Regions from separate parts of the Homo sapiens genome. Here all the other regions are linked to region 3. Evidence: chromatin loops called from intact Hi-C (ENCODE). Cell type or tissue: endothelial cell of umbilical vein. All regions are shown on one strand. Links, peaks and the distances in the headings refer to the core of each region. The heading gives the core; the rest is flanking DNA.

What was found. Peaks named below come from ENCODE experiments on the same cell type or tissue, not always from the same donor. Only the 100,000 strongest peaks of a DNase experiment are listed, where the experiment ranks them.
Region 1: a loop joins it to region 3, with 4 times the contacts of the local background. A loop is called at or near these places in 3 of 110 quality-filtered maps.
Region 2: a loop joins it to region 3, with 9 times the contacts of the local background. A loop is called at or near these places in 8 of 110 quality-filtered maps.

The regions. Positions count from the first base shown.
Region 1 is chr16:81,506,931-81,515,228 of GRCh38, forward strand. All of the region lies in intron 1 of CMIP (c-Maf inducing protein), which reads left to right. Among named protein-coding and RNA genes, the nearest start is that of MIR7854, 23 kb to the right of the region's middle. RefSeq lists enhancers at 5,923-6,753, 6,461-6,590. In endothelial cell of umbilical vein, for the core only: no CTCF peak of the experiment used is centred there; DNase peaks (open chromatin) are centred at 4,561 and 6,371; H3K27ac peaks cover 3,868 bases.
Region 2 is chr16:81,362,340-81,370,637 of GRCh38, forward strand. GAN (gigaxonin) reads left to right here. Exons shown (of 11, transcript NM_022041.4): 6 at 160-272; 7 at 1,455-1,604; 8 at 2,635-2,771; 9 at 3,011-3,139. Among named protein-coding and RNA genes, the nearest start is that of MIR4720, 19 kb to the right of the region's middle. In endothelial cell of umbilical vein, for the core only: a CTCF peak has its summit at 4,195 (motif pointing right); DNase peaks (open chromatin) are centred at 4,192 and 5,682; H3K27ac peaks cover 758 bases.
Region 3 is chr16:81,693,847-81,702,144 of GRCh38, forward strand. CMIP (c-Maf inducing protein) reads left to right here. Exons shown (of 21, transcript NM_198390.3): 14 at 2,714-2,821; 15 at 5,839-5,955; 16 at 7,814-7,954. Among named protein-coding and RNA genes, the nearest start is that of PLCG2, 81 kb to the right of the region's middle. In endothelial cell of umbilical vein, for the core only: a CTCF peak has its summit at 3,576 (motif pointing left); DNase peaks (open chromatin) are centred at 1,675, 3,585 and 4,285; H3K4me3 peaks cover 106 bases; H3K27ac peaks cover 3,665 bases.

The sequences.
Region 1 (8,298 bases), core at 2,236-7,235, 190 kb before region 3:
CAAAGCCTTGTTCCTGAATGTCCTCTAAAGAAAGATCATCGGCCGGGCACAGTGGCTCACGCCTGTAATCCTAACACTTTGGGAGGCCGAGGTAGGTGGATCACGAGGTCAGGAGATCGAGACCATCCTGGCTAACATGGTGAAACCTCATCTGTACTAAAAAAAATACAAAAAAATTAGCTGGGCGTGGTGGCGGGCGCCTGTAGTCCCAGCTACTCAGGAGGCTGAGGCAGGAGAATGGCGTGAACCCAGGAGGCGGAGCTTGCAGTGAGCCGATTGTGCCACTGCACTCCAGCCTGGGTGACAGAGCTAGACTCTGTCTTAAAAAAGAAAGGAAGATCATCTGCCCAGCCTTGGCTTTCTGGGGGTCTTGGGTACCCTCCCTCTGCAGCTGCTAAAGATAAGCCTAAAACTACGTTTCTCAAACTGGGATATGTGCAGCCTGTGAGGGTGTCAGGAGTTTGAGAAACCATAGGCTAAATTGGGTGTGTCCTCTATGTGTGTCCACTTGACTTGTGGATTCAGAGGGAAAAGATTAAGTAATTTAACTAATATATAATTTAGAACATGGCTCATCTTCTTGGAATGAGCATTTTCCTTGAGGGGTGGAAAGGTTAAGTCGTTTAATTGGTGCGTAATGTAAAACATGGCTCCCCTTTGTGGGAACATCCACTTTAGACAATTTGGTGAAGGGAGAAAAGGTGAAACCATTTAATTCAGGAGTCATTGGAGATATTATTTTGCTGTTAAAGTGTGCACAGATGTGGAGTGGAATGCAAATTCACAAGGCTCATTAAGATTAACCAGGAGACCTGAGTGGAATCTCCTGGTTGGGGTGGCCGCAGATCACTTTGCGTTTGCCCTGCTTTATATTTGGGGTTCTTGGGGGAACAAGAGGACTGGGTTCTGGGGAAGGGCTGTGAGGGTAGCACTCAGTAGTACTGGGGTGTGAGTCCCATTGCTGCCTGGGACACTGGCCCAGCCTGCTGGAGCTGGACTGATCCGGTGATTTTTGCCTTTCTTGGTTTATTTCCCATTTGGTTTTCCCAGGCTTTTAGTAGAGCCCACTTGGGCAATGCCAACCTATCCACCCATGCTTAACGGAGGAATCAGAGATGATTGAACAGAGAGGAACAAAGCAGGAGCATTCCTCCCCCAACCTTGTTCTAGAGACAAAGTGAGTGCTACATCCTCTACTTTATATTATTTTGAAATATTAAATGTGTGCATTTATTTTTGAATAGATAGGACTTTCATATGATGCACAGCTCAGGAAATCTATAAGGAAATGTGGTGAAAAGTCCCTCTTGCCCTGTGGCCCGGCTGGCTTATCTCCTCCCCAGAGGCCACAGCATCCCTGGTTTCTGATCATCTCCTTTGTGGACATAATTAGGTACATAGACGCAAATACGTACAAATTTGGTTTGTTTAAACGAATGATAGAATCCTGTGCACATTTTCCTGTAATATTTTCTCACTAAACAATAGTGAGGAATGGTTGCATATCAGGACAGCTTCCCTGTTCTCTTTTTGTGGTTACAGAGCATTCTACTCCATAGCTCTATTTGGTCATTTTCTTACTGATGGCTGTTTTTGCAGCCTTTTACTCTTTCAAGCAATGCCATGTGATTATCCATGTATATATATCTTTGAGACAAATGCAAAAATGTCTCTGGGAAAAATTCCTAGAAATGAAATGTCTGAGTCAAAGGTTATGCACCTCTGGAATATTGATAGGTATTTACAGACTGCATTGGGAGTTTCAGCACTCTCCATCAGTCTGAGAGGGTGCTCCGTGAGACAGATCTCAGGACAGCTCCTGCAGGCCTGGGATGGTGTGCAGAATGATCTGATCATGCCTGAGGGACCCACGTAGGCCCCAGGATGGGGATCCTCATGGTGTCTCAGGGCCCCTTCTGATGTATGCTTTTGTCAACTGTGCACTGGGGTTGGGAAGTACTTAGGAGAGCAAGTGTCATGTCTGGAGTGGTTCTCCCTTGGCCTTGCCTGCCATTCCTTTGCTCAGCGTGGAGTCTCCCCTACTCCAGGAATGAACTCTTGAATACAATTCAGGTTCCCTTTCCCTTAGCCTTAAGAGCAGCAGCTTTTATGATGGGAAGGGAATCATTCATTTTATTTTTTTCAAATAAAGATCTACTCTTCAGAGAGAAAAAGTGCCAGCAGGTCCTCATGAAGAACAGATTCATTCAGGTGTCTGCAGGTGTCACCAACACCGTGTGCTCCCCGTGTGGCAGACCTCCTGTGTCCTCAGCTGTCATTGCCCCACAGGGCTCTCTTTAGCTCCATCCTATAGATGCGCAAGCAGGTGCAGAGAGATGTGGCATGGGCAGGACCACCCAGCTGGAGAGCCCACCGGAATGATGCTGATGTGCCCTCAGCCTGCACAGTTCCCTGCCTGTGTGTGTGTCTGGGGGCTTGCTTCCTGTCACCTAGCTCGGCATAACACATTGGTGGGAGTTTGGCTTTGGAGATAGGCACTTGGGTTTGACATTGGGGCTGCCTCCTTCCTGCGTGCACTGCCTCTGGCACCTCTCTGAGCTTCTGGTTTTTTAGCTCTAAAAATGGGAATGACTTTCATGTTGGTGCCTGATGTGCAGGTACTCGGGGGTCATAGTCTGGCTGTCTTTCCCTTCCGCCCACTCTGTCCGCCTCCCTCTGGTCATCCTGAGCAGGTCGAGCCAGGGCGGCCCTAAGCAGAGCCCTACCCTAGGGTTGGGGTCAGGGCTCCAACCCTGGTTTCAGGAATGCTGCCTGGATAACCCAAGGGCATGGTCTGAACAGATGTCTCTTGAGGCCTACCTGCCCCAGCTGCACATCCTTGGGGCTGGGTCTTAACTGGGACCCAGACCCCTCAGCTTGCTGTCTTCCTGTCTCCCTTAACCAGGGAGGAGAGAACAGGTGAGTTTCCTGGTGGGCAGGAGCATGGAAGTGTGATGGATCTGATGCAGTGATTGGCTGGGGGCCCCTTTGTCAGGAGCTCCGGACATCCTGCCCTCACGGAGAAGTCCTGCCCCAAAGGAAGTATGCCTGAATCAGACCTGGCTGGCAAATTGAACCTCATTTTCTGATCAATTTCCATCAGGATTTTAGATGAGGATGCTTTTCCTGTATCTTTAATGGGGCGTTTGGCAAAAGCTCTGCTCACTTTGGCTGTGACTTTGTCTCTTGGGCCTCTATCAAGGTATTGACGACAGTGACGTCAGCATCCTGCTGCGGGGCTGCCACCCTCTTTGTGTTATAGTTCTCAAGGTCTGATCGGGGACGAGGGGGTGCTCGCTCCTCACAGCTGCCCAGGAGCTCCACGGAGCAGGTGTCAGGGCCCTTGTTTCCCTGGGTGTGAGTCGCCCAAGTGGGACCATGATGGCCGCCCTCATCACTTCATCACTGATGTTTTTGCTAATAATAATGATGACAATGTCAATAATGGTAGTGTTATTACCACCTAACATTATTATGTGCTCTCAGCTAAGCACTTGGTTTGGATTAGTTTAATCCTTTGACAGTCTTCTGAGGAAACACTATTGTTAGTAGCCCTGTTTAGGAGGTGAGTAAACTGAGGTTTAGCAAGCAAAGGGACATGCACAAAGTCACACAACCAGCCAGGCACAAAGCCAGGATTTAAGTCCTGGAGGTGCGATTCCAGGTCTTTTCAAAATTACACTTCACTACCACCTTTCTCAGATACTGTGATGGACCAGTCCAAGACCAATGTTTTTTTTTCCTTCATTAAAACAAAAAAAATCACAAATCACAAACCTTTATTTTGTTTTGTTTTGTTTTTTTGGTGAGATAGAGTCTTGTTCTGTCGCCCAGGCTGGAGTGCAGTGGTGAGATCTCAGCTCACTGCAACCTCCACCTCCCAGGTTCAAGCAATTCTCCTGCCTTAGCCTCCTGAGTAGCTGGGACTACAGGTGCATGCCACCTTGCCCACCTAACTTTTATATTTTTAGTAGAGATGGGGTTTCACCATATTGGTCAGTCTGGTCTTGAACTCCTGACCTCAGGTGATCCACCTGATTCGGCCTCCCATAGTGCTGGGATTACAGGCTTGGGCCACAGCTGCCAGCCTAACTTTGGGAAATTTTAAAACATATACTGAGAGCATGGGGGAGTAAAATGAACCCCCATGTACTCATCATCTGCTTCAACAGTTCCCAGCTTATGATGAGTCTTGGGGTGTAGCTGCCTCTGTATGCTTCCCTCTCTCCCAGCCACTGTTTAGATGCAAATCCCTGACATGCTGTTAGTTCATCAGAAATGACTTAAATAGGAATCTCTAAAAAATAAAGTATCTTTTAACAAATAGATATAAATGTAATACCATCCTCATGCCTAAGAAACTAACAATAATTCCTTGATATCAAATGTCCAATGTTCACATTTCCCTAGTTATTTCATTCATGATTTTTACTATTGGTTTGCTCATTTAAGATTCCGGACGTGGTCTACACCCTGTATTTGCTTACTGAAGGTTTTACAATCTCTTTAAGTTAGTCATCTGCCCTGTAGAATTTTCCATATTCTGAGTTTTGCTGATTGCTTCCTCATGGTGTCATTTAACACATTCCTCTGTTCCCTGTATTTCCTGTAGATTTCCTGCATACCTTGTGAATTCCTAGTTTGTTTTTACACAAGGTCTCACTCTGTTGCTCAGGCTGGAGTACAGTTGCATGATCGTGGCTCACTGCAGCTTCAACTTCCCAGGCTCAGATGATCCTCCCACCTCAGCCTTCCTGGTAGCTGGGACTACAGGTGTGCACCACCACGCCTGCCTAATTTTTTGTATGTTTTGTAGAGATGGCGTTTCACCATGTTGCCCAGGCTGGTCTCGAACTCCTGGGCTCAAGTGATCTGCCCACCTCTACCTCTCAAAGTGCTAGGATTACACGTGTGAGCCACTGCACCTGGCCTCTAGTTAGTTTTAGACCTGTGCTGTCCAATACCACGGCCACCAGCCACACATGGTCGCTGAGCACTTGAAATGAGGTCCTCATTGAGATGTGCTCTAAGTGTAAAACGCACACTGGATTTTGAAGACTTAGTATGAAAAAAAATATACAGTATCTCACTACTCATTTTTTGTATTGATTATATGTTGAAGTGATAATATATTTGATATATTGGGTTAAAATATATTATTAACATTGATTTCACCTGTTTTACTTTTTTAAAATGTGGCTACTAGAATATTTAGTTTTAAACATGTGGCTTGCATTGTATTTCTATTGGAGAGCACTGATCTAGAGATTTGGTTGATTTGGATTAAAATTTTCGGCATGATTCCTCTCTAGGTAGGTGTTTCTGTGCACTTCCAGTTGCCTCACTCCAGGGTCCCTCATGCCTTGGTGGGGGTCTTTCTTGCTGTGGTTGATGGGCAGGTTCTGGTGCTGGCTGCCTGATCTATCCATCACCACCCCCATCACCTTTCCTGCTCATGTTCCAGTGGGCACCAGCAATCACTGCTCAGGTGCATTATTTCATTAGAGATTGCAAAGGGCAGGTGTTTTAGCTCTACCTTTCCTTCCTCATTTGTCAGATGGGATCATCCGAAGAAGGGCTTCACTTCATCAGCTACATGGTTGTTGCAATGTTTAGTGTGTACAGGAAAGGCAGCAGAAATGCTTCACTCTTCCCCTTTGTATCAAGTTTAGAGTAATAAACTGATTTTGTAGCATCTTCCAAAGGTTTTTTTTTAAATATCAACATGAATTCATGGATTTAAATTTATATTTGATGAATTTCTTTTTTATTAATAAAATTAATTGGCCACAAAATAATTATAATTAAAATAATAATTTTTTTTGAGACAGAGTCTTACTCTGTCACCCAGGCTGGAGTGCAGTGGCATGATCTCAGCTCACTGCAACCTCTGCTTCCTGGGTTCAAGCAATTCTCCTGCCTCAGCCTCCCAAGTAGCTGGGATTACAGGCACGCACCACCACACCCAGCTAATTTTTGCATTTTTAGTAGAAATGGGGTTTCTCCATGTTGCCCAAGCTGGTCTCAAACTCTTGGTCTCAAGCAATCCGCCCTCCTCAGCGTCCCAAAGTGCTGGGATTACAGGCGTGAGCCACCATGTCCGGCTTATTTGATGAATTTCAATTCCTTGCAGTTACTATTCTTTTGGATGCTCCGGTTGGCCCATTTTTGGCTGGTGGGAGCTTTTGAGTTTTGATTTTGATCCCTTGCCCTCTGGTAAACCTCTGAGTTCTTTCCTCTTCTTGGTAGGTTGGAAGATTCTCCCCCTAGATCGAGTTTTCGTAGAGCGGGGCCTGCCTGCATCCGTTGCTGCTCACCAGACCCAGAGTGTGGGGCTTCCTGCCAGCAGGCTATTCAGAGGAGCCGCCTTTCTCTTGGGCCTGGTTGCCAAGGTCCCAGCAAGAGGCTGGAGTTGAGGAGACAGCCAGCGCGGCTGGCCTGGGCCCCACGCATAGTAGGTGTTCCGGAAACGGCTGTTGAGTGAATGACAGGACTGCAAGCTGATCTGCCATACCACCTGGCTGGAGTGGGCTCCTTTCCACCCCGGGATTCTCCAGGAGGCCAGTTTGCAAATAGAGCTGGCCTTTGTTTCTCTGCCGTGTCGGGGACACCTTCCTGGGGCTGAGCCGGCGTGGAGCTGGGATTGTACCTCCAGCTTGTGCTGAGGGTGCTGACTTGGGAACCCCCCGGTCCGTTCTGGCCTGGCTGCTGTGCAGACCCGTGGGTCTAGGCAATGGGGCAAGGGTCAGATGGGTCAATTCCCAGAGTGGAGCTGCCTCCTGTTTCCAGGCCAAGCCGTTTTGCAAGGGACACAGGCATGGCCCTAGCTGGCTCCAGACTTAGTGCCATTACTTCCTGGTGTGAATATTTAAGATTCCAGCTCTCGGATCCTCTGGGCTGGCTTTCATTCCACTGACTTGCAACCTTTGCCCTGTTGTCTTTGCCCAAACCATATTTGCTGCGCTTCCCTCAGCCTAGGTGGGGCATTCTTGCCCCCACTGCCCAGTGCAATCCTGGGGCTAGAGGAAGGCTTTGTGTTTTGACCCCAAAACAGACCATGGGGTTTCCGTTGTGGTTGCTGCTGCTAGTTTAAAAGAAAAACAACAAAAACAAAACAAAACAAAAACGCCGCCAGCTTTGTTGATGTCCAGTGAATCTTCATCCCTAAAATAATGCATTTGTTTATGGAGACTGACTTCATGTATTTACTATAGAAGAGACTAGAATCCGGTGACACTTCCAGTCTATTTGAGGAATGGATTTGCATCTGGTTTTGTGGTGAAGAGGGTAGGTGTCCCAGCCCATGCAGTTGGAGGGGTGGGGCAGGCAGGGAGGAGGAGGGTGGCTGAGAAAGCTTCCCCTTTGTGGGGGCGTGTGGCCACCTCCAGAGGATCAGGGTGAGGGAAGCTTCCAGAAGTGGCATGAGGAGGGAGGAAGAGGCAGCCCAGTTTGACCTTAGGAACGAGGCTAACTTGGGGTGCAGTGGTCAGGAGTGTGACGAGACCATCCAGGTTCCAACCCAGCTGGCTACTCATTAGTCCATGACCTTAGACAAGTGGTTTGCGCTCACTGAGCCTCCATTCTTCATCTGCAAAATGGGTGTACTGTGAGAATTAGATGGGACAGCCTATTAATTAAGACTTTAGCGTGGCTCTCAGCACCGCATGGGCACCCCTGGTAGATCTAGTGTTGCGGTCAATCGCGGTGGCTCTGGAGCCTGAGAGCCCAGGAGAAGGTCATGGCTTCACCCCTTATAACCTGGGTCCCCGTGGGTTTGTTTCCAGACTTCTCTGTGCCTCAGTCTCCTTATCTGTAAAGTGGAGGAAACAGTATTTCCTGCTTCCCAGGGTGGTTGTGAAGATTAAGTGACTTAATACACAATCCTTAGGCTGCTGCCTGGCCTGTGTGTGTGCCGTGCCAGTGTGCGCCATGGTGGCTCTAGCTGTTGCTCATACTAACATCTTTCAGAGGAGCTACCACAGACCAAGTGGGGCGCTGGGGTCCAGTAACAGAAAATGCGATGAACACTCCCCTGAGCATCGTTGTTCGAGGGCCTGCTGTGTGCCAGGCCCAACAGCCCTGGAGGAAGGTCATATCCTTCCCATTTTCCAGAGCTGGAGACTGAGGCCAGGAGGTGACCCATGGCCACGTGGCCTGTCCTGGCAGGAGTGCCCTGTCCCAAAGCTCTCAGCCTTTTCCCTGTGCCAGACCGTCTTCTCCCAGTTAAACTAGAAGCATGACTCCAGCAGAGAGAAACCTACTGGGGGCTGTGCTTTATTCTGGGCTCTAGGGCTGAAG
Region 2 (8,298 bases), core at 1,620-6,619, 330 kb before region 3:
ATCACCAAGGATCCAATGGGATGTGATAAAAGCCCTGAATCCAAAGAGAACATTGTTGTCATCAGAGAGTTTCTTCAGATGCTGTTTCTATATATGCTGTGGCGTTTATGGGTGTTGAAGACTCACATTTCATATTTGTGTTTCCTTTGATCTTTGCAGAAGGATTTTTGTTTGTATTCGGGGGCCAAGATGAAAATAAGCAGACTCTTAGCTCAGGAGAAAAGTATGATCCAGATGCAAATACATGGACAGCATTGCCACCTATGAACGAGGTAAAACACTAGTTGGTTGGTTTGTTTGATGTGTTTCTCTTTCCCCTTAGCGCTTCTGTTTGTTTTGTGTCTGAGTTCAGGGAAGAAACGGCAGCCTTGTCAAGCCACCTGCCTCATTCGCTCCAACCTCTCCTTCTAGTGCCCGGCTCTCCTCCCCTTCCTGGCCCTCACTCCTTCTGGCCTCCATGAGTTTCTGAAATCTTCCAGGAATGCCCTCACCCCAGCCTTCACATTTATCCTGCCCTGTGCAGATGCCAGCGTGGCCTGCCCCCTCCTCGCAGCACCTTCTCAGCGGGCCTCCCTCCTGCCTCTTAGCTTTCCTGTCCCCGTCTTCGTACGACGTCTCACCATCTCACGGACCAGGCATTTAAAGTTTTTCACATAAGCTCTTTGATGGCAGAGAATTACATGTGTTCTGGTCAGTATTTCATTTTCAGCACTAGAATCGTGCTTGGCACGTAGGGTTTACTACATAAATATTCATTGACAAACGGACATGAAACACCTAGGGCTTCTATGATCCCAAATAGCCTTGGCCTGACCCTGTCCTCCACAGCCCTTTCTGCCATAGTTTATACTAGCCTTTCCCACGTCAACTTGAAAACACTGCCCTTTGTTATGCAAAAATAATTGTATTGAACCAGAGGTAACAGTTCATTTTCTTGTTGTGAGCTATTATGGGTTAAAAAGTGAGGATTTTCTGATGAACTCACCATGTATTTCTTAAGTTTGTTTTGAGAAGTGGCTTTGGCCTCTCTGGCTGTTGTGCTGGAAGAGTGGGCTGTTAGGGAAGCCAGAAATCTTTAAGAAGCATTACCGGAGAAATGGTTTTGAACGTGGTACTTCCATGCTGGAACACTGGGAAAAAAGATTTCTCTAATTTTTAAAAATAGTTTCAACTTTTATTTTAGACTCGGGGATACATGTGCAGGTTTGTTATGTGTGTATATTGCATAATGCTGAGGTTTGCAGTAAGATTAATCCAGTCTCCCAGGTACCAAGCGTCGTACCCAATAGTTAGTGTTTCAGCCCTTGCTCCTCTCCCTGTCTCCTTGCTCTAGGAGTCCCCATTGTCTATTTTTGCCATCTTTATGTTTCTCTAATTTTTATTAAGTGTATGAATATCAGCTTTCAATATGATCATTGGCCTTGTGTGTTCAGGGATCGCTAATGTAATTTCAGGCAAGACATAACTTCGGAATTGTGGAGATAGATGGGATGCTGTACATTTTGGGAGGAGAGGATGGTGAAAAGGAGCTGATTTCCATGGAGTGTTACGATATTTATTCTAAAACCTGGACAAAGCAACCTGATTTGACCATGGTCAGAAAGGTGAGGACTGCATTTTGTGATAACTAGTCTGTGTACACATTGGATTTTAAACTTAATGTGTCTTCATATCCTGAATAAACCTTTAATATAACTGATGGTGTTAAAAGAATTAACTTTATAGAACTCTCTTTATCGGTAGTTTGCCTTCACTGTCATCAGCCACACACCAAGATAGGAAAGTGAGCGTGTGTGAGAGTTTATCCTGCTTGTGGGCCCTGTGCAGCACCGCTGTGTGTCAAGCTCCACATTTGAGTGTGCAAATGGTGCAGCAGCCACATCTTCCCAACCTATTTTCTTTCTGTCTTTCCCTCTCTTACTCTCTCTCTCTCTTTCCTTTTGTTGTTGAGAGAGGGTCTTACTCTGTTGCCCAGATTAGAGTGCGGTGGCGCCATCTTGGCTCACTGCAACCTCTTTCTGCCTCAAGCAATCCTCCCACCTCAGCCTACTGAATAGCTGGGACTACAGGTGTGCACCACCACACCCAGCTAATTTTTGTTTTTTTAAGTAGAGATAGGGTTTCACTATGTTGCCCCGGCTGGTCTTGAACTCTTAGGCTGAAGCGATCCCCCATCTCTACAAAAAAGTTTTAAATAAAGTTAGCCGGGCACAGTGCTGTGCACCTGTAGTCCCAGCTACCCAGGAGGCTGAGGCGGAAGGATCTGTTGAGCCCAGGAGTTTGAAGCTGCAGTGAACTATGATGGCACCACTGCACTCCAGCCAAGGCAACTGAACGAGACCCTGTCTCTAATAAATAAATAAATAAAAATGAGGCTTTTGAACTTCTTTCAGTTAGTGAAATAGTATCAGTTGGAGTAAGAGCTCCTTTTCTGAAGATTAAGAATATGTGTCTTACTTTGCTCTTCTCATTTTAAAGTCCGGTGTTGTAATACTGAAAAGCACCATCGTTTTACGGTTAGAAATCAAACCCCTTCCTAAATCTCTTTAAGTATGGCCCAGACAGTTTAATATCTGTTCACCTGACCTGAATGAGAAATGTTGCCTCTCCCCCACCATTGTTCTCTGCTTTCAGATCGGCTGCTATGCAGCTATGAAAAAGAAAATCTACGCCATGGGTGGAGGCTCCTACGGAAAGCTTTTTGAGTCTGTAGAGTGTTATGATCCCAGGACCCAGCAGTGGACTGCCATATGTCCACTAAAAGAGAGGAGGTACGTGGCTGTGGGGTGGACTTTGTAGATTCCCTTGCTGTTCACTGGGTCTGGAGCCCCTTACCCTGCCTGGCTTTTGTTCTTTTCTTTCAGAGTAACCTTTTCTTTGACTTGGCATTTCCTGAGAAAGGAAGGCCCACGTAGTAATGCTGCAGAGTTAAACCAGCATAAGAGGAACGCGGGAGTGAGATCTCGCATTGTACAGCTTGTGCCTGATAACGCTGTGTGTGGCCTTTCAGGTTTGGAGCGGTGGCCTGTGGAGTTGCTATGGAGCTGTATGTGTTTGGGGGAGTCCGAAGTCGTGAGGACGCCCAGGGTAGCGAGATGGTAACTTGCAAGTCCGAGTTCTACCATGATGAGTTTAAAAGGTAACTAAGAATGGTTTCACATAGCTACTGCAACTTTTTCTTTGTGCTTTCAGTCGTATTTTAGCTTTGTTTAGTTTTGTTTTCAGTCACTTTATTAAATTATGGATTTAGGAGATAACGTCTCATGCATACTAGATATTTATTCAGTGACTTCACAAGTGCTAGTAACTTAAAATGTCTGCAAATAGAAAATATCTCTAATATGTAGATGAGATCTTGACGCTTAGTTGCTTAAAATCATTTATTGGCTCCCTATAGCTTTTAGGAAAAAGTTTAAAACTCCTTAACTTGTTGGGCATGGTGGCTCACACCTGTAGTCTCAACATTTAGGGAGGTAGAAACTGAAGATTGCTTGAGCCCAGGAGTTAGAGATTTGCCTGGGCCACATAACAAGACCCTGTTCTCCAAAGAAAAATAAATAAACTCCTTAACTTAGCATATATAGCCTTTTGTGATATGGCCTTTGCTTTTTCTGCTACTGACCCAGATACTTTATACCGAGCCACTTTCCCCTGCAAACATGTGTGGTTGTCTCAGCTCTGTTCGTATTGCTGCTACTTGCCTAAAAGCTCCCTTCCCGCTGTCCATCCAGTTAGCTTGGCCTTTTTCAAAACTGCTTAGTTATCAAAACCTAGAGAAAGCCTTCTCATGCCTCCTAGTCTGATTTTTTATCCCTTCATCTATGATTCCATGCCCTCCAGACAAGTCTCTGGGGTTGTAGCTGTTAACTGCAAGCAACTTCAGGGCAAGGTCCACCTTCGTCAGCTCTGTATCCTGGCTTCCAGCATCCTACCTGTCTGTATCAGATGCTTAGTAAAATGTTGATTAAGTGGCTGAGGCTTGATTTCTGAGATTCTTAAAACCTCTGACAAGTGCCACGTATGTCTTGTAGGGTAGATAACATCCTTCTCGATGTCTTCTCTCTTTCCTCACACATTTTATTGTTGTAACCACTGAGCAGTATTCTTATTGCAGTAATATGTTTAAATCCTAAGGGGAAATTGCTGTGCTAAACGTAATTTTATTAGAGTAGTTCAGTCGTGCTACCAGAAGAGGGTGCCATAACATAATGTTTAATTTCATGCTGTTTTAGATGAGGGCACGCAGTGAGCAGTTACAAAGATGCTGCAAATGCATGTAAATGCTGCCTAACATGTATTTTAAATTTAGGGTATTTGCATAGCCTTTTTTTTCAATTACAGGAATAGACTATCTTAGGAAAATTTATTAGAGAGCAGTTTAGAGAATACTTGCTGTGGTAGGGGCAGATTTTCAGACTTCTCTACATTTTTCCTTCCTTGATACATGACTGGGAGGGCTGATTGCCCAAGGGATGAAGTCTTTTTTTTTCTTTCTTTCTTTTTTGGAGACAGTCTCGCTCTGTCGCCCGGGCTAGAGTGCAGTGGCGTGATCTCGGCTTACTGCACCATCTGCCTCCCGGGTTCAAGCGATTCTTCCACCTCGGCCTCCCAAGTAGCTGGGACTACAGGCGCATGCCACCATGCCTGGCTAATTTTTGTATTTTTAGTAGAGGCAGGGTTTCACTATGTTTTCCAGGTTGGTCTCGAACTCCTGACTTAATGATCCGCCCGCCTCAGCCTCTCAAAGTGCTGGGATTACAGGCATGAGCCACCGCACCTGGCCTATCAGGTTGTTACATATTTGTACTGGATAAGCTTTTAATATAACTATCACTTGCTTTAAGTTCATAATAATTAAACGTAAGACTGTGGTTCCTTCTTTGCTGTTTAAAAGCACTTCTCGCCAGGTGCACTGGCTCCAGGCTATAATCCCAACACTTTGGGAGGCCGACGCGGGCAGATCACTTGAGGCCAGGAGTTCAAAACCAGCCCGGCCAACATGGTGAAACCCTGTCTCTACTAAAAGTACAAAAAAAAAAATTAGCCAGGCATAGTGGCACGTGTCTGTAGTCCTGGCTGCTCAGAAGGCTGAGGCATGAGAATTGGTTGAACCCAGGAGGTGGAGTGTGCAGTGAGCCGAGATTGTGTCACTGCACTCCAGCCTGGGCAACAAAGCGAGACCCTGTCTCTAAATAAATAAGAGCACTTCCAAATAAAATTAATGTATATTCAGTTCCTTATTTCTAAGCTCTCTGATGTTTGTAAATAGAATGAAGAAAGCTGTTAATTTATCTTACCAATATAAGATTCTAACATGTTTAGATAACATTAAACACACATATAACACCAAATGCCATGTATTTAATCTTCAAAACAGCACTCTGAAGCGCATGTAGGTACTGTTACTATTCCTATTTTCCATATGAGGAAAGGGTGAGCGGTGTGCCCACAGACACACAAGGAGCAAGAAGCTGAGGTGGGATCTGAACTCAGGCGTTCTGGCCCCAGAGTCCACCTTTTCAACTACCACGCTAGATTGACTTAAAAATATAGGCTTTCCTATAACTATCGATAGAACAAAATAACATGTAGGAGTAGTTTATTTCTTAAAAGATCAGACGCAAATGTGTTATATTGGCATAGTGTGGAAACTGTAGTTGCCGGATGAGCAGTCCATATTTGATTGGAGACCATGTCGATTGTTTTTAAGTAATCTCTTGTCTTTCCTGTCTTTGTTCCCTATTTTTAGGTTAAAACTTTCTGGGAAAAAAGCCATATCTTATTCTTTTCTGTTTTTCTGAATAAAAGCAAAACTGCTTGAAAGGAAAGCAAAGAAATTGCCATAAAGTATTACCAAGCCAGAGCAACAGCTTCATATACCCAGAATGACGGTTTCTCTATTTCTGTTCCTTGTGTCCATATTCTGTTAGTAACACTACTATCCTCCCAGTCATCCATGTTCAAAAAAGGGTCATCTTGGCTGGCACAGTGGCTGACACCTATAATCCCAGAACTCTGGGAGACCCAGGTGGTAGGATCCCTTGAGCCCAGGAGTTCAAGACAACCCTGAGTAACATAGTGAGACCTTGTCTCTATGAATTTTGAAAAAATTCAAAAATGAGCTGAACATGGTAGTCCACGCCTGTGGTCCCAGCTACTTGGAAGGCTGAGGCAGAAGGATCACTTGAGCCTGGGAAGTGGTGGAAGCTGCAGTAGACCATGATCGTGCCACTACACTCCATCCTGAGTGCCAGAGCAAGACCCTGTCTCAGAAAAGGGAATCATCTTGAATTCTGTCTTGTACTTTGCAACTCATCAGTTGCCAGGTCTGGTCCTTTTTTAAATCTTGGTAGCATTTTTCACATTTCCCACCTTCCCTGCCCCGCTGCTACCCTCACAGTTATTCCTGCATCTGTGTAGTGTCATTAGCCTCTGGCCAGCCTTGCCAGTGCAGTTACTTATTTGTGGTTTTGAAAGATGAACCTGACAAAAATCAGCCAGGCATAGTGGCACATACCTTTTTGCTCAGAGTTTTTGATTGCCCTTCTCAGAATTCTTGACTGTTTCCCACTGCTTACTAAACAAAGGTAATAGTTCTTAGCCACCTACTCAGGGTTCTCCATGATTTGAGGTTAAGAAAAAGTTTCACCCTTTTTTAGTATCTTTCTTTCACATATCGTATACTCCAGCTCACTTTTTAAATCCTCTTGTGTTTTACTGCCTCCGTGCATTCGCTTAGCCTAGATGCCCCTCTACTTTAATTTTTTACAGTATATAAGTTAAATTAACTGTTCTTTGAAGTTGAGATCTGTCAGTTTCCTCTTTTGATTCCTGAATATATAACTAGAATAGACATACTTGACAACTGGCAAAATCACCATGCTGGTTCTCTGACACATGGATTGGGAGCCACCATGACAACAAGGGCTAAGTGGAAGTCCCCGGAGCTCTGCTTCCCTACCAAAATAGAAAACCAGAAACAATACTGCATCCTGGGTGAATCTGCAAAAACCATGCCACCATGAAAGAGTAGAAAATGCAGGAGAGGTGATGCCTATCACATCCCCACTTAATTCACCTAGAAAAAGTAGAAAAGTAAAGTGGATCTCGGAAAATCTTGGAAAATTTTTATTTCAAACATGTTATCAATTTTAAAATGTTTGTGTAGCTTGTTTTTAGGTTTTCCTTTTACTTTGGGTTTCTTTTACTCTTTTCTAGCTTCTTTGGGTAGAATTCTACATTACTCATGGTAGATCTTTTGCTTTTTTTTGAGACGGAGTCTCACTCTGTTGCCCAGGCTGGAGTGCAGTGGCGTGATCTCGGCTCACTGCAAGCTCCACCTGCCGGGTTCACACCATTCTCCTGCCTCAGCCTCCTGAGTAGCTGGGACTACAGGCGCCCGCCACCGCGCCCAGCTAATTTTTAGTAGAGGCAGGGTTTCACCGTGGTCTCGATCTCCTGACCTCTTGATCTGCCCGCCTCGGCCTCCCAAAGTGCTGGGATTACAGGCATGAGCCACCGCGCCCAGCCGATGTTTTGCTTTTTTAATGCACACAGAGAAAGTTTTCATAAACTTAATCAGGTGATCATACTGATCCCAAATTCTTTCCCAGACGTAATATCCTCACACAAATGTTGTATCTTTATGAGGCACAGTTCCCAACCTTAGTATGGCAGCCGTTGACATAGCTAATGTATTTTCTTCATACCAATTTGCAAGGGTCACCAGAAGCAGTTTGCTTTTACTTGTCAGGGGCAACAGTATGCCTCCACAGCCTTGCCTCAGGGCTGTATCAACTAATATATAATGGGCTAATGTCGGCTGTATATTAGTCCACAGAGATTTTAATCATCATGATGTTCCACAAAACATCTCACTGGTCTACCCCACTGACCACATTGTGCTGTTTGTATCTTATGGTTAGGAAGAAACAGGTACTTTCAGATGCCTTTGTAAGACGTGTGAACTAGAGGATAAAAGATGAACCCCACCCCCAACCACATCTGTTTCAGTCATGGTCCAGTCAAGTGGCAAAAACCACACCAGTCTTTTGAACAGGGAAAATGTAATATATGTAATTACCACTAGTAAGAGACAGCTGCTAAAAGTGGGAAAAGAGGACTCTGAAAACTGTAGAAATAGCTAATGTAGGAAGCACAGCTGCTACCTTTAGGGCAGAGGGAAAACACCCAAGGAAGGAACAAATCAGGAAGTATTTTCCCCATCCCACAGGGCTGAGATTCATCCCATTGGAAGTGTGTGTGCTGAGGCCGCTGGAGAGTGTGCACCCCTGGTCT
Region 3 (8,298 bases), core at 1,291-6,290:
AGCTGGGATTCAGAGCTGGGTTTTTATTTCCCGGTCATGGTGGCCAAGGGTTTCCCTGAAGGGCTGCTGTGTCCCTCACCAAAGCTGGGCTTCCAGGGAGAGGGCAGCCTTCCACCTTCTGCCCCTGAGCCTGTGCACATGGGCAGGGACCTAGGCAGGCAAGGAAGCCAGCCTGTAGCCCTGGGCCCGCATCATCTGATAGTAACAGCACCAGCAGCTGTCTTTTAGGAGGTGCTGTGCCCCGGGTCACACACATTCCTTTTCTCATGCCTCACAGCATCCCTGTGAGTGTCTTCTATAGTATTCCCAGTGTTGCGCGGCTGGTCCACGACTGAGGCAAGATTCGAGCCTGGTGCTGATAACCATCTCACTGCACTGTGTGCTGTGCTCTGAGATGCTCACAGCCTGCTTCTCTGTGTGCATGAGTTCTGGGTGTGGTAGCGCCCTAACTCCCAGTTGAGGACAGACCTAGACTCGTGCTCCCGGCAGAACAGGGGGAAGGATGAGCAGAGGACAGGGGGAGTTCCTCTCCATAGAGCCATCCCCAGGAGGCTTCCTGGAGAAGGTGGTACTGAACTGGCTGGACTTAGCTAAATGGGTCAAACTGGACCTTAGTCTGGAGGGTGGAGCATGGTGTTTGAGAAGGAATCTGAGGACACATGGACACCAAGGTCTTGCCATGTCCAACCATGGCAGGTCTCTCTGACTCAGAACCCACAGTTTATCAGGCTGTAATTCCAGAAGTTCTAGAGTACTTGTTCTCAAACTATATTACCTGAGGAGCTTGTTCAAAAGGCAGACCCCCCTGCCGCCGCATCCCTTCCCGGTTCCAGCTCACGGGGCCTGGGTGGAGCCAAGCATATGCGTTTTGATGCGTTTTGAACAAGCATCCCAAGTGGTTCTGAGGGGCTGGTCTCCAGGCCACACTGAAAAACCGAGTTCTGGAGGGATCTTGAAGACTCTAGTTCCAAAACACCGCAATTCTAAACACCGATTTCCCTAAGTGTTCCTCAGGCATGGAGGGAAAAAGGAGAAACGGTGGATATGGTGCTTTTAAATGTCAGGGACCAGTGAGTGTCTCCATTTTTCTTAAACTTAAGTCTTTCCTTGCCACCTGTGAAGACAGCGTCTCAGAATTCTCCTGGGAACTGAGCCTTAATTCAAACCCAGCCTTTGACGCTGGGAGAACAAAAGTGGCATCAGCTGCTTCTCAGAGTAGAGAGGCAGGGCCAGCTGCTGGGAGGGTAATTCTCAAACCAGGGAAATGTGCATGAGGCCCCGAGTGACCTGCCGGTCTGGAAGGAGCCAGCTCCCCTGGCCAAGGTCCCACACCCAGGCCCTTGTTCTCCTGTTTGCCTCTTTCTTTTCTCTGCTGATTCTCTCTCCCTTTTCCTCCTCACTCTTCTTTCTCCCTTCCCTTCTACCTTCTCCTTCCTAAATGAAGCCAAAGTTGTTTCCTTTAAAATTATTTGCTATATTTGTTGAATAGCATCTCAACACTCCTAAGTCCTTATTGCTTTGAAGTCGATAAGGGAACCCTTGATATTCTTCCAGCTCAGAGGGAAAAATAAAAGCCACTGCCTTTGTTTTCTGTGTGCTCGTGTGTGGGTTGTGATCAGTTTAATATCTGTGGGTAACAGATTCTTGGCAGCCAATCGTCCTTTCCTAAAGGAAATGATGAGGAACTTCTCTCAGCTTTCTTCGGAGGACAGGAGGAGGTGGGGAAAAGTCCTTTGTGTTTCCTGCACGCCCTTGCTCTCATGCTCTGTCTCTCTCCCTCACTCTCCCCGCTCTCCATCCTCTCCCTCCTTCCCTCTCTCTCTGTGTAATCACAGCAGGGGCCAGAGTGGATGTGGAATTCCTCCCATACACACACACACGTGTGCTCACATGCACAAACAGGCCCATCCACACAGACACACAGCTCTGGGAAGGAATGTGAGAGCTGTGCTTTTGGCACTGAAATTGCCCCCAGCCACGGACAGATCCTTCAGTGGAGGGGGACAAAGACTCAGGGAAGGAAGTGGGGATGAGACCTAACAAGAGAGGGTGGCAGAGTCCCAAAGAGGGGGAGAGAGAGAGAGAGAGAGAGATTAGCAGGGCAGATACCTGGAGGGGAGGATGGTGCCTGCACAAGTCAAGAAAGGGAGGGCAGAAGGCACACACCCAAGAGGGAGAGTCAGTGCTGGGGGCAGCAGAACCCCAGAGAGGCAGCAGGGAGAGGTTTCTAGAGAAAGAGGGCAGAGAGCACGGGAGAGGAGTTAGAAACACAGAGAGAGGAGGACAGAGAACCAAACAGAGAACGGAGACCCAGGAGATGGCCCCACCCAGAGGAAGGCATAGCAGAAGGAGAAAGGGGGCAGGAGAAAGGGAAAAGGGGCTGATTGTGGGCGGTTGCTCTGGGCATCTCTACCTGCTGCAGCCACAGGCCCGCTTCATTCAGATCAGCCAATCAAGCCGGGGCCTGCCCTCCCTCCTGTGCAGCTGACAGCCAGTAGCCAGAGTCCCCTGGGGTGTGGGGGCCACGGTATTTCCCGAAAGACCTTTCATGGCATTTGGTGGAAGGCTGGGGGTTGCTGGAGGAAACAAAGTTAAGCGGGTTTCTTGACTGCAGGACTTGCCTGAGCCTTTCCCATTCATGTGTGCAGATCATGGTCGCCCTTGTCACCGGGGCTGCATGCAGCTCACACTTGTGTCTTCCCTTGTCTGGCAGGTCCACTCATGCCTGCTGAGCGTGCGGGCCGGCAAAGATGGCTGGTTCCAGCTCTACAGCCCCGGAGGGGTGGCCTGCGACGATGACGGGGAGCTGTTCGCCAGCATGGTACGCAGTGGGACCCCAGTGGGGTGACTTCCAGGGGTCCCTGGGCTTGCCATGCCTGACTAGTAAAACAGCCGTCCCCCATCCCCTGGGGCCAGCCCCGGAGTTTCCCGGCTAACACAGTGCTGATCATGAAGGTGGTGGTGGTGGTGGTGGTGATGGTGACCGTGACTGTCACTTACTCATTTCTTATCTGAGGCTCCAAGCCAAGCACTTGGCTTTCCCAGTTGCACTCAGCTCTCACAGCACAGTGAGAAGACGACACATGTCATTGCCCCATTTTATACCCAAGGCAGCTAAAGCCTGGGCCGTTACTGCCTAAGGTCACACAGTTCATTGCCATGGTTATGTTCCTACAAGAAATTGAGTGCCCAACGGGACCAGGGATTCTGGAAGGCACTGCAGGTCCACCAGCTTGTTTAATCCTTACAAGGAGGTGTCGCGGTCAGGGGGATTGTTCCCACTATCATGAGGGGTCTGAGGTCACCAAACCAATAGCTGCATCCATGATAACTTTCTTTGTGCCCGGCACTGTATCCGGCACTTCATATGCACTATCCTTTTTTATCTGTACTGCATCCTTGTTGCTGAATTACACCTCTGTTGAAACAGAGGCCCACAGAGGTTCGGTGGCGTGCCTGGGGTCCCACAGGCCTTCTGTTTCCAAGCCCTTCCTTGGCCAGGCACACATGGCTTCTTCCAGGAGTAAAGGGCCACAGACTCTTCCTCCCCCAGGGCAGATGCTGCACCCTAGTGGCCAGCAGCCTCGCCGACTCCACTTGCTGAGAAAACCAGCTCCATTTACTGGTCACTGGTGCTCCCACACTCAAACTGGGCTTCCAGTCGCAGCTCTGCTGGGAGCTAGCTTGTTGACCTTGGGCTGGTAACTTGCCTCTGCCAGCTTCAGCCCCTCGTCCGGGAGCCTCGCATTGGCCTCTCGAGGTTACCGCAGCGATCGCATGCAACAGTAGATGCACGGCGCCCGGCGGGCCGGCACAGTCGCTGCTCGGAAATGACGCCGGTGGTGATTCTCCTCTCTGCTGGGTGGCTGGTTTGGCTGTCCACACTGAACTCAGCAGAGATGTTTGTGCAGCGATGACAAATTGAGGCGCTGCCCCTGGGAGCTTCTTGAAAAGGGCTTATTTTTAGGCCCTTTGCCTCATGCACTCCCTCGCCACTCCTCGCCGGCCACCCCAGGCCTCTCAGGGCCCTGCGCATCTAGGAACATGCCTGCCCCTGCCAGCCTGCACCACCTCTCTCGCGCTCTCGGTCACCTCTCGGGTTCTCCTCTGATGTCACAGCTTCACCATAGCAACGCTCAGCTGCGCCCCCCCGCCCCCGCCCCCACCCTACAATGTGAGGATTCGGTGCAAGAAAGCGCAGGGAGCTGGCGGCTTCCCAGCCCGAGAGATTGCATTTGTATGCCAGAGCTGTTCATGATGGAGCGGAAAAAATATACACAAGGAAGGAAGCAGGCAGCCGCTGGATGGAAGTGTGTTGTTGCCATGGAGATGCATGGCTTGGAAGCCGGCCCCTTGATGAGGCTGCTTTCTCCACCGCCAAGGGCATTTGCCATTGTGTGAAGTTGGAGGAAAGCCAATGGGGTGTCGAGGCCTCCCCCCAGCCCCGGTGACCGGGGACCCCTGCCCTTGGGCCCCCATCGCCCATGCACCAGAACAAAAGACCGCCCAACACATAACCCAAGAGGAAGCAGGATTTGCCAATTCTTGGATTCCTGGGGCGCAGGCAGTCTCCCAAAACACCCTTCCGAGCTCACAGCGGGCTTGGCAGAGGTGGCTGGGCTTCGTCACGTCCCCTACCCCATACATGTGCGAAGGCTGCCTAGAAGTTTCTACGTGGTTCCAGCGGTGCCAGGAATTCAAAGGATCAACTGTCAGCAGACTCCCGAGGGGAGCAGGGGAGGGGGCTTTTTTGTTTTTGGCAGTAAAATACACATCATATAAAAGTGTGCATCTGTAAGCACACCGTTCAGTCACACTGAAGACATTCATGTTGTAACACAACCATCACCACCGTTCATCTCCAGAACGTTCTTATCTTCCGAAACTGAAACTCAGCATCCATTACACACTGACTCCCCCTTCCTCCCGGCCTCAGTCCCTGGCAGCCACTTTTCCTTTCTGTCTCTGAATTTCCCTATCCAGGTACCTCATGTAAGTGGAGTCAGAGTCTCCTTCTGCTTAAAACTTCAACGTAATAAGTGTTTCAAACATCAGAACTTTTATAATGGCAGGAGATTACATATTTAGAGATTCTATTACAGATTCTTGAAAAAACTAGCAAGGGCCGGGCACAGTGGCTCACGCCTGTAATCCCAGCACTGTGGGAAGCCGAGTTGGGTGGACCACTTGAGTTCAGGAATTCAAGACCAGCCTGGCCAACATGGTGAACCCCATCTCTACTAAAAATAGAAATAAATTAGCCAGGTATGGTGGTGCATGCCTGTAATCCTAGCTTACTAGGGAGGCTGAGGTGGGAGGATTGCTTGAACCCAAGCGGCAGAGGTTGCAGTGAGCCAAGATCGCACCACTACACACTCCAGCCTGGACAATAGAGCGAGACTCCATCTCAAAAAAAATAAAAATAGCAAGGGCTACATTTGTTTAAATCAAGAGACCTTAAATTGCATTCTAGTCAGCTTTTATTGCATTTAGTATTATAGATTTATACAAAAGATACCCTTGCTGAGCTGGGGCTTATAGTTAAATCAGGTACTACTAAAAGGCAAAAGACAGAATGAAAAGAGGGATCATGAACGTGACTTTCGCGACTGGCTTATTCCACTCAACATAGTGTCCTCAGGGTTCATCTGGGTTAGATCGTGTGCCAGGGAGGGGTTTCTTGCATCCCCCTGGGGCCTGGTGATCCTAGAACACCTGGCTGTCTGGACAGCGTGTAGGCAGGTCTGTTCAACGGCTCTTGGGCTCACTTCCTGCCAGCACGCTGGAGGCTGGCACTGGGTGTCTCTGTCCCTTCACCTGGGCCTTCTTGCCTCACAGGTGCACATCCTCATGGGCTCCTGTTACAAGACCAAAAAATTCCTGCTCTCCCTGGCAGAAAACAAGCTGGGTCCCTGCATGCTCCTGGCACTGAGGGGGAACCAGACCATGGTGGAGGTAAGGAGCTGGTCGGGGTCCCTGGTGGGGTGGCTGGCTCCCCGTCCCTTGTCCGTGCCGATAGAGCATCTGCTGGGAGCCAGGAGCTGCTGCAGGCACGGGGGGCAGTGGGTGAGGCGTGCAGTCCCAGCCGTCCTGAGCTTAGTGGGAGCCTCGAGCCTTCATCATGCAGTGTATTTGTTTCTGTTGTGATCCAGCTGATCCATTGATCAGTGGGGTTGGGGACGCTTCTGTTCTGCTCATTTATTGCTGTGTAACAAACCACCTCTAAGTGAGGGCTTTAAAACAAGATCGTTCATTTCTTTTGCACATGGGCATTGGGGTACCTGGGCGCAGCTACGCACTTCTCACCTGGGGCCTCATCAGTCAGATGGGGCCAGGTTGGGTTAGCCCCAAGGCTTCTCGCATTGGCCTAAGAGGCCTCAGACAATGAGGGCTTTGGCGGCTGGGGCTCCCCAGCCGCACCCTTCACCTCGTGGCCTCCAGGTAGCCTGTCCACCTGCCAAGAACACACACACCCAGCCCCACAGGTCACCCCTCACCTGCTGCTGCTCCTCTCTCTCCCTGCACGCTCCAAAGTCCCCAGAAGCCTGAGACTCCCAGAGCAACTGTCCCAAAGTCCCCAGAAGCCTGAGACTCCCAGAGCAACTGTCCCAAGGGAACCAAGGCAGAAGCCATGTCACTTTTTAACTTAGCCTCCCTTGGAAGGCAGGCGGCATCACTTCTGCCACATCCTCCTGCTGGCAGTGAGTCACCGCGGCCGGCCCTCAGTCAAAGCCGTGGGAGCTAGACTTCACCCCTCAGTGGGAAGAGCATCGAAGAGTTGGCAGGCGCAGCAAAGCCATGGGAGCTCCCGTGGAAATGAGAGTTCGGGCAGATGTGAGCCCTGGGGAAGAGGCAGCGGGAAGGTGGGAGCTGAGCAGGCTGTGGGGACATCCCGGGCGGAGGCTTGCTGGAGGCCAGGGTGGCTGGAACACAGGGAGCCAAGGGGCAAGAGGTCTGGGATGTGGCTGGATGGGCATGAAGAGCCTTCTGGGTACCTAGAGGTGCTGGGAAGGAGTTTGGATTTAATCTTGGCTGTCCTGTGACAGGGATTCGGAGGCCATGGGGGAGGGCTGAGCAGGGAGACAGGAGACAGGCAAGAGGCGCTGTGAGAAGCGTGGGCTGAGTGACCTGCTCCTTGGTGAGTGAGAAGTTCTAGAACTGAGCACCATGGCATGCACCTGTAGTTCCAGCAACTTGGGATGCTGAGGTAGGAGGATCACTTGAGCCCAGGAGGTTGAAACTAGCCTGGGCAACATAGCAAGACCTCATCTCAAAAAAAAAAAAAATCGTCATTGGAAAGGGAATGTCAGAGGCAGGGCTGTCAGGCGTGTTGACCCCCAGGCCGAAGAGCCACATGTGCAGTCATGAGGCCCTCTAGGAAGCTGTGTGGTAGATGGGCCCAGGGCTCTGAGCCATTCCGTGAGTTTGAGCACCTACTTCATGACAGCCACTGGGGAAGGAACTGGGGAGAGAGAGGTGTCTTAACTTCTGGCCTTTCCACCAGTGCTCAGGGGCCTGCAAACATCCCCCGGGGGCCTGCCCCATGTCCAGACACCGCACGGTAAGCAGATGCCTGGGAGACTCCCATGTCCATTGACATTTGAACCTGGAGAACCTCAGTGCGTGGTCACTGGTGCTACCATTGTACAAGCAGGAAGTTGGGCAGGTGATTTGCCCAGGCTTACACAGCCGGGGCTGCAGAAAGGGGATAGTGGGGTTGCTGGTTTTCAAAACAAGGCCCTTGGGGTGCACAGAGTGTGCTGAGCTAGGGTGGCAGGCCGGGTCCGTAATGCACCCCTGCGGTTCTGGACAGATCCTGTGCTTGATGCTGGAATACAACATCATCGACAACAACGACACCCAACTGCAGATCATCTCAACCCTGGAGAGCACAGACGTGGGGAAGCGCATGTACGAGCAGCTGTGTGACCGGCAGCGGGAGCTGAAGGAGCTGGTGAGTCCCCGGCTGCTCCGGACCACTCCCCTGCCCAGCAGGCCAGGGGGGGCCAGGGCGGGATGCGGGGCAGCTAGTACTTGGACCTGAGTGGACCTCAATCTCGTTGAATTCTCCTCCAAACCCCAGAAATTGGTATTACCACCTGCCACTTTTCAGGTAATCAAAGAGAAGCAAAGCAATCCCCAGAGTCACACAGCTCATTGGGGCCTGGCCAGGACATTGCCCACCCTCCCTCCTCCATGTCCCTTAGACCCTTCCATTTCAGTACATGGGGGACCCAACTTCCAAATGCCAGCACCCACACCTCTTTGCTGAAGGACTTTGTATGTCCACATGCATAT